Regions from separate parts of the Homo sapiens genome. Here region 1 is linked to region 2. Evidence: chromatin contacts called from ENCODE Hi-C or POLR2A ChIA-PET data. All regions are on one chromosome and are shown on one strand. The core of a region is the stretch at or near the end of the contact, and the rest is flanking DNA. Distances in the headings are between cores, read along the strand shown.

The links. Hi-C counts contacts between places; a loop is a spot of excess contacts on that map. ChIA-PET counts read pairs that join two places held with the same protein, here RNA polymerase II (POLR2A). Pooled maps may share reads with other maps.
Region 1: a loop to region 2 is called in a map of naive thymus-derived CD4-positive, alpha-beta T cell, with 5 times the contacts of the local background. The contact joins two enhancer-like sites. A Hi-C loop is called at or near these places in 13 of 168 maps with a recorded cell type or tissue (CD4-positive, alpha-beta T cell, CD4-positive, alpha-beta memory T cell, CD8-positive, alpha-beta T cell and 8 more), 13 of 37 single-sample maps with no recorded cell type and 16 of 50 pooled maps. POLR2A ChIA-PET finds 5 or more read pairs at or near these places in 16 of 52 experiments (CD4-positive, alpha-beta T cell, CD4-positive, alpha-beta memory T cell, CD8-positive, alpha-beta T cell and 11 more).

What each region holds. Positions count from the first base shown.
Region 1 is chr11:35,234,477-35,237,682 of GRCh38, forward strand. No RefSeq gene overlaps it. Among named protein-coding and RNA genes, the nearest start is that of CD44-AS1, 21 kb to the left of the region's middle. Within about 2 kb of position 1,640, at least 7 of the 41 ENCODE cell types and tissues checked have a DNase peak (open chromatin) inside an H3K27ac peak, as active enhancers do; they include breast epithelium and natural killer cell, where a contact is called at or near this core.
Region 2 is chr11:35,165,087-35,168,355 of GRCh38, forward strand. The region is part of intron 1 of CD44 (CD44 molecule (IN blood group)); the gene reads left to right. Among named protein-coding and RNA genes, the nearest start is that of SNORD164, 3.8 kb to the left of the region's middle. RefSeq lists a silencer at 473-522 and an enhancer at 943-1,002. Within about 2 kb of position 1,610, at least 31 of the 41 ENCODE cell types and tissues checked have a DNase peak (open chromatin) inside an H3K27ac peak, as active enhancers do; they include breast epithelium and natural killer cell, where a contact is called at or near this core.

The DNA of each region.
Region 1 (3,206 bases), core at 390-2,889, 69 kb after region 2:
TCAGAATAGAATCAGATTTCTCAATGGCCACATTGGAAGATAGAAGACCATGAAACAGGGCCTCAAAATACTGAAAGAATTATTTCCAAGCTAGAATTCTAACTTAGTTAAGCTGCAAATTAAGTATAAGGATGGAATAAAGAGATTTTAGGTAATCATAGTCTCCAAACCTGCTCACCCATTCACAGGCAACTCCCAAAGGATGTACTCCATCAAAACAAGGGAGTTACCAAGAGAGGAGAGGACATGAGTTTCAGAAAACAAAGTAGAGGGAGTTCTTAAAATGATGATAAAGGGAGATCCCAAGATGACAGCTGTACAGCAGGTCTAGAGAACACTTAAAGTTGGAGTACTGACTAATAATTAAAACAATCAATGTTTTGCTTTTATTGACCTCTAATTAAAAAGAAAATTATTTTTTGTTGTATTCATTAACTACTGATGCATTAAAAACTGTTCCAAAATTAGTCGCTTAAAATAACAAGCATGTATTTATTTCTTATGCATCCACCAGTTAACTGAGTACTTCTGCTGATCTTGGCAGGGCTCACTTGAGCATGACGGGACTCATGCATTTGTGTGTGTGATTAACAAACAGGTCAGCTAGAAGCTGTCTGATTTCGGACAGCTTCATCTGGGATGATTGGGGTCTTTTTCCATCTGACTCTTACATGCCTCCAGCTGGCTGGTCCAGGCCTGACAGGGTTCCAAGTAAGAGCACATGCTCACAGGTCCTCTTGAGGCCTAGGCTCAGAACTGGTGCTCTGTCATTCCACCATATTCTATTGACCAATCAAGTTACGAGAGCAGCCCAGATTTTAAAAGAAGGGAAATAGATTCTATCTCCTAATGGGAGAAGCTGCAAAGTCACACTGCAAAAAATATGGTTACAAAAAAGCCAATTATCAGGGCCATTAGTGTGATCAAGATCTACGATAGACATGTTGAAAGATTCTTGTGCTCAAGGGCACCTCTCATGTTTATGCTTAAAATACACTCACCATTTGAGCCATATTGGCAATGGCATTAACTTAGAAAACCATGAACAACTTTATAAACCCCATGCTTATTGGAAAAGGAAGGAGCAAAGTCATGTGTAAATGTGTTTGGGAGATTGCTTGGTATGGTAGAAACAGCATGAGCTTTGGGATCAGACAAATTTTGGGTTTTAATACTGATTCTACCACTTACTTAACTGTGAAACTCTGTTCACACATCTTAAATATTTTGAGTCAGTAAAGAGACAGTAAAACCTTCATAGGGTGGCTATGAGGATTAAATTTAACAAGTACGTGTCAGTGCTGGGGTATATTAGGTCCTCAAAAATATTAATTCCTACCTGCCATCACCCACATATGCACAGTAGGTACTTAACTTCTTCCTTCACCATTTCCTCCAATGTTCTGAACTCTAACCAACTTTTAAGTGTGAATTGCTATTAACTTACAGTGGCTGGAGACAGATTATTTCAGAATCTGAAGCTCCCCATGAAGAAAGCCCTTCAATTTTAGTTGAAAGGTTTTTGCTTTCAAAGCAAGGCTAACAAGCAGGGAGTCCAGGAAGCTAATAACTGGCATTCGTTGATTAAATCTTGGCCATCTAGGTTGTGGCTGTAGGTTAACCAAAGTTGGGCATCCACCCAAGGCTTTGATCGTCACCTCCAGGAAGTTGTCTTGCCCCACCCCTATCCAGGATGAGCTCATTTTCCCCTCTGTGGGTATAACTCTTACCTTGTCCATATGTCATTGTAGTTCTTACTTTGCAATTTCATTAATCCGCCCATGAACCTGTCTGTTCTACTATATGATGAGGTGTGAGGGTACGGAGAAATTCATTATGGTCCCCCAAACCAGGTAAGTAGAAAGTGGTAGAACCAGGGATAGAGCTCAGCTCTCTCCAAAGTCTCTGGCTTAACATGCCTGAATTGTCTATTGTCAGAAGTTTGGTAAACTGAATTTGCTGAAGTTAAGACATCATCTCCAAATGTTGCAAACCAGGTCAGTATTCCAGAGCTCCCTGTGCCTGGTGGAGCCAAAGGAGGCTTTCAGAAACCACTGAAAAGATTTGGGGATGAGTACACTCACCATTTAGACCACATTGGCAATGGAATTAATTTAGGAAACCATAAACAACTTCATAGATGCTGTGCTTATTGGAAAGGGAAGAATCAGTCATGTGTAAATGTGATTTTTGCTGTGATGCCCGGGGCAAAGGCTCAGTGGAGAAGAAAGTCTGGCTGGGCATCCTGGCCTCAAGCCCCATTTCTTGCCTGTGTTGACACCTGGTCTTGAACACCAGTAGTTTGCCTGTCAGGGCCGCCCATAACCCGGCTCCTCAATCCTGCCCCATTAGGCTTCCAGACTGCTGATCTCATTACGTGGTGACTACTGTTTTCCAGAAGTCTTGTCTAAACCACTTCCTCCTTCCTCTCTCCCGAAAGAGGAATAATAAACCTCAGAAGAGGAGGCTAAGGTTTAGCTTTTAAAAGGTGATATTTAAAACAAGACTCTCAGTTCAAATTCAACCTCTGCCATTTACTTATGTATAACCTTACACGAATTATTGAACAGTTCTGTGCCTCGGTTTCCTCATCGGTAAAGCAGGAATAATAATCTCTACCGGAAAGAATGCTGGGGGGTTAAATGAGATAATATCTGTAAAATGATGGAATATAGTAGACGCATATAGGTTTCCTTCCCTCATTTCTGCTATCTTAATCACTTTTGTGTGAATACACAGTAGGGGTCTAGAAAGAATATGAACCATGATTTGGGAGAAGTCAGAGGTGTTCCAAAAATTTCTGAACCTCTCCCAAACCCTTTTAAGCACTGGGGTCTGAAAAGCCTACCCTCTCCCACCCTAAGATTTCCAAATAGTATCAAAAAGAAGAAGAGATTCCCACTCCTGTTTTCTGGGGAAGGGTGGAATATGCAGGTTTATTATTGCCAACATCTATAACACAAAGGCTCTGCCAGAGCCAACCTTCAAGGTGACCCCTAGATAGGGAGAGAGAAGAAATGAGATTGAAATTTCAAGGGCCTAGCTCTGGAGATTCTGAAGATCCTTGACCTTGGGAACTCACCCATGCAGAAGTGGAGAGACAGGTTTTCAATAATAAAGGCTAAGGGCTTCAAATTTCAGCTTGGGTTACTAGAGTTCAGTGAGAGATTTACTTTTTATTTTCGCCTCTTCTAGGATTCTTTAAA
Region 2 (3,269 bases), core at 360-2,859:
AGAGAATGAGCATCTGGTAGATTGAGTCTCTGGGTCTGCCCTTCCACCCTCACTCCAGCCCCCATTAGCTCAGCTTGATTTTCAACCACTTGAAATACTGTGGTTGTGCCTAAGACATCATGTCAGGGAGAGAAAGAAACATCTGAAAACCATCAATCTTCTCTCTGAATGCTTCCACTGGTCCCATTTGCCTGTTGACAACCCAAGTTGAAAAGGCAGCACCAGAGGGGAATGGGGAAAATTAGCAGAACTGGAAAATCTGAGTTGAGATCTGGGTTTACCAAACTCTCCGTAAGACTTTGAGTCTGTGAAACTTATGTCCATTAGTTTCTTCACCTTTTAAATGGGTCTGTAGTACCTACCCTCTGGGCCTCACAGGCTGCTTTTGGGTGTGAAAGTGCTTTATAATTGGTGAAGGAAACTGCTACGTGGCAAGAATAGCAAAGCCTGATGTACTTTAATCCATTCGGTTCTGCTGAGGGTGGAGCCCCAATGTGTCTTAATTCATATGAGGTTTCTGAGAAGCTTTTTGAGATTTTAATACTGTCCCAGGTATGCACATCAACCTTCTCACTTTTATCCCCCAAGCTCCAAAATTTCATAACTTTTTATTTCATCTTGGGTGGCAGGAAGGCAAGGTGTGCCTGGGGGAGCTACAGGGAGTTATTCAAGGTCACATAATTAGCTTATAATTAACAGAGTTTAGGCTAGAACCAGTGCATCCCACTCCCAGATGGGGGCCCCCGGCTTATCTCAGCATGTCAGCAACCCATGAATCAGCCCTGAAATATAGATATTACCTATGAGTAACAGTTTCTCATCCTACCTCAACTGTTACGAAAGTCTTCCCTCAAACTAAAGCTAAGCAGTTCCACAAAATGCCAGCTATAGACATTAGCAGAAACTGTATATTGATTAGGTGATGTATCAGTCATTGTAACTACCCAGAAAAAAAAATACAATGACAAAACCAAGTGGCCCAACCTTATTTTCTACTTGCAAGAGGAAAAACCCTATTTGGGCCCCAAGATGCTTTTTTCATTTCATTTACCACATCCTGGGTTTGTGCTAGTCAATCTGCTAAATCAATAAGATCCGAAAAAGCAGAAAACAAAGATCGTGAGGCCAGAGGATTTCCTGATCACCATGGCAACACACAGGGGTGGGTACTGTGGTTTCTCTGCCTGAAGACGCACTCGTCAAAGACTACTTGGTGTTACAGAATTCTGGTGCAGTGAAGCAACAGTTCTGGGACATATACTTTCTTTTGCCAGAAAGACTCTGTTGGATCCAGGACCAGGAGTGGGGGGTTAAACAGTTCTCCATACCCTCACCTCCAAGTCCCCATCATCCCATTAGGAGACAGGGACAGTACTGTTCTCCAAACTCTCAAAACAACCCAAGAGCTTTCTAGGCTGTGCATTGGGTTGATCATTTGGTGGCCTTGGCTGAAGGGCCAGGGTAACAGCTAGGAGAACCCTTGGGATTCTTCTCCAATGTGACAGGCCCCTCCATGTTGGTTCAGCGTTGACTGCCATGACAGGCTCCAGGCTCCACGGAAAAAAGGCAGAGAAATCAGGGGGTCCAGCCAGGCGCCAAGACGTTGGGGTGCCTTGCATTTCTAAGTGCCAAGTGATGAATAGCTCAGTTGAAAGCAACCCAGGGCACATTCTGGAGGAAATTCTCTGGGTATGATTGTGCATGACTGTTTTCTCTGCTCATTAAACCCTCATCTGCCTCCAGGGCAATTCCGGGAGAGACTGAGTCACTCAAGACTCATGGTCTGCACTGGGCAGCCAAAGGCGATTCGGCCACCAAGTGTGATTCTGGCCTCATTCAGAAGTGGATGCTAAACAATACACCCTTTCACCAGGAGCCCATCACATGGGCATCAGGAGATGGGGGCGAGTGATGTGCCAGCCTTCTAGACTGGCAGGCCTGGGGGGCAGCAGAGGGCACAATAGCTAGAAAGACTCCCAGATGAAAACTTCTGGGCTTTGAAGCCTTCGAACAAATGAAGAAGAAAATGACTTCTTCGTGTCCTATTAAGACAGTGAGTTGTGGCTTTTTTGAGAGCAGCTTGCTCAGACCTCTTATGAAAGATAGATCAGTAGCAACAGCACTGGTGTAGGAGTCAGAAATCTGCAATTATGAACCACTGAGTTTTGTGTGTGTGTGTGTGTGTTTTTGTTTTTGTTTTTTGTTTGTTTTGTTTTGTTTTTTAACTTGCTGGAGGACCATACTCGGCTATCCTTGATTTTATTTTCTCCTGTGTCACAAGAGAAATTGGTTAGAAGCTTCCCATTGTGCCTCCTGGCTTTAAAAATAGATAATCCAATTAACAATAATGCTTTAAAACAACAAAACCTTGTCCTTTTCCCTTCCTACTTCTGATCAGAACCAGCTCAGTAAGATTTATTAGTTGTGCAATCTGTTTTGGACATGAGCTCAGCAAATCAGAGGACAGAAATAGAATCCTGGCTTTTTAATGATAAACACTGTAAAAATAAAAAATTTGGAGAGCTTACCAGTGCTTCTGGCTGCCCAAGTGGTTTGTGTGTGGTTGACTCCCAGGAGCTCAATCACTTTGGGTGCAGTCCACCCAGAGAGCTATGTTCCAGCTACATCAACCTGGAGCCTTAGCTTGGTCAGTCTAGATTTTTGGGTTTGGCTGCAGACATCTCGTAATGTCACAAGGACAGCCTGTGTCCTTGGTGACCCAACCCTGGGCCAACCCCAAGTCCTGGAGTCCTCTCCTAAGAGCCCTGCCTAATTGTAGAGAGAGCATTCAGGCTGTAAAGGGCAGGAGGCCTGGGGGCTACGACTAGGTTTGGGCTTTCTAAATTCCCAAGAGTATGATGGGAAGACCAACAGGCAGAATCAGAGAGAAGCAGTCAGCCCACTGCTGGGGAAAGCCAGTCAAGGTCAAGACTTCAGAATCTCCTCTCTGGAGAGAGAGTGAAAATTCCATTAGTGAAGTTTGTTCCACTGAAGCCTTACCAGGCCTTGGTAAAGGCCCCTATCTTGTGGTCCAGAATCAAGGGACTTCTGATCTTAAAATAATATTCAATAAGCTCAAATTCTTCTCTCTAGGGCTCTCTTTTCATGATCACCTCTCCACACTTTATTAAAAAATCACATGAAGGGTAAGTGGGCTTCCTGTCATTTCAGTGTCTGACCTGTGCATAAGTTGGAATTTAACACTGGAAAATGATCAGCCAGATTGCCCAGTCTGAAACCCAGGTCCCCCAGTGACTAGCACAAGTTAC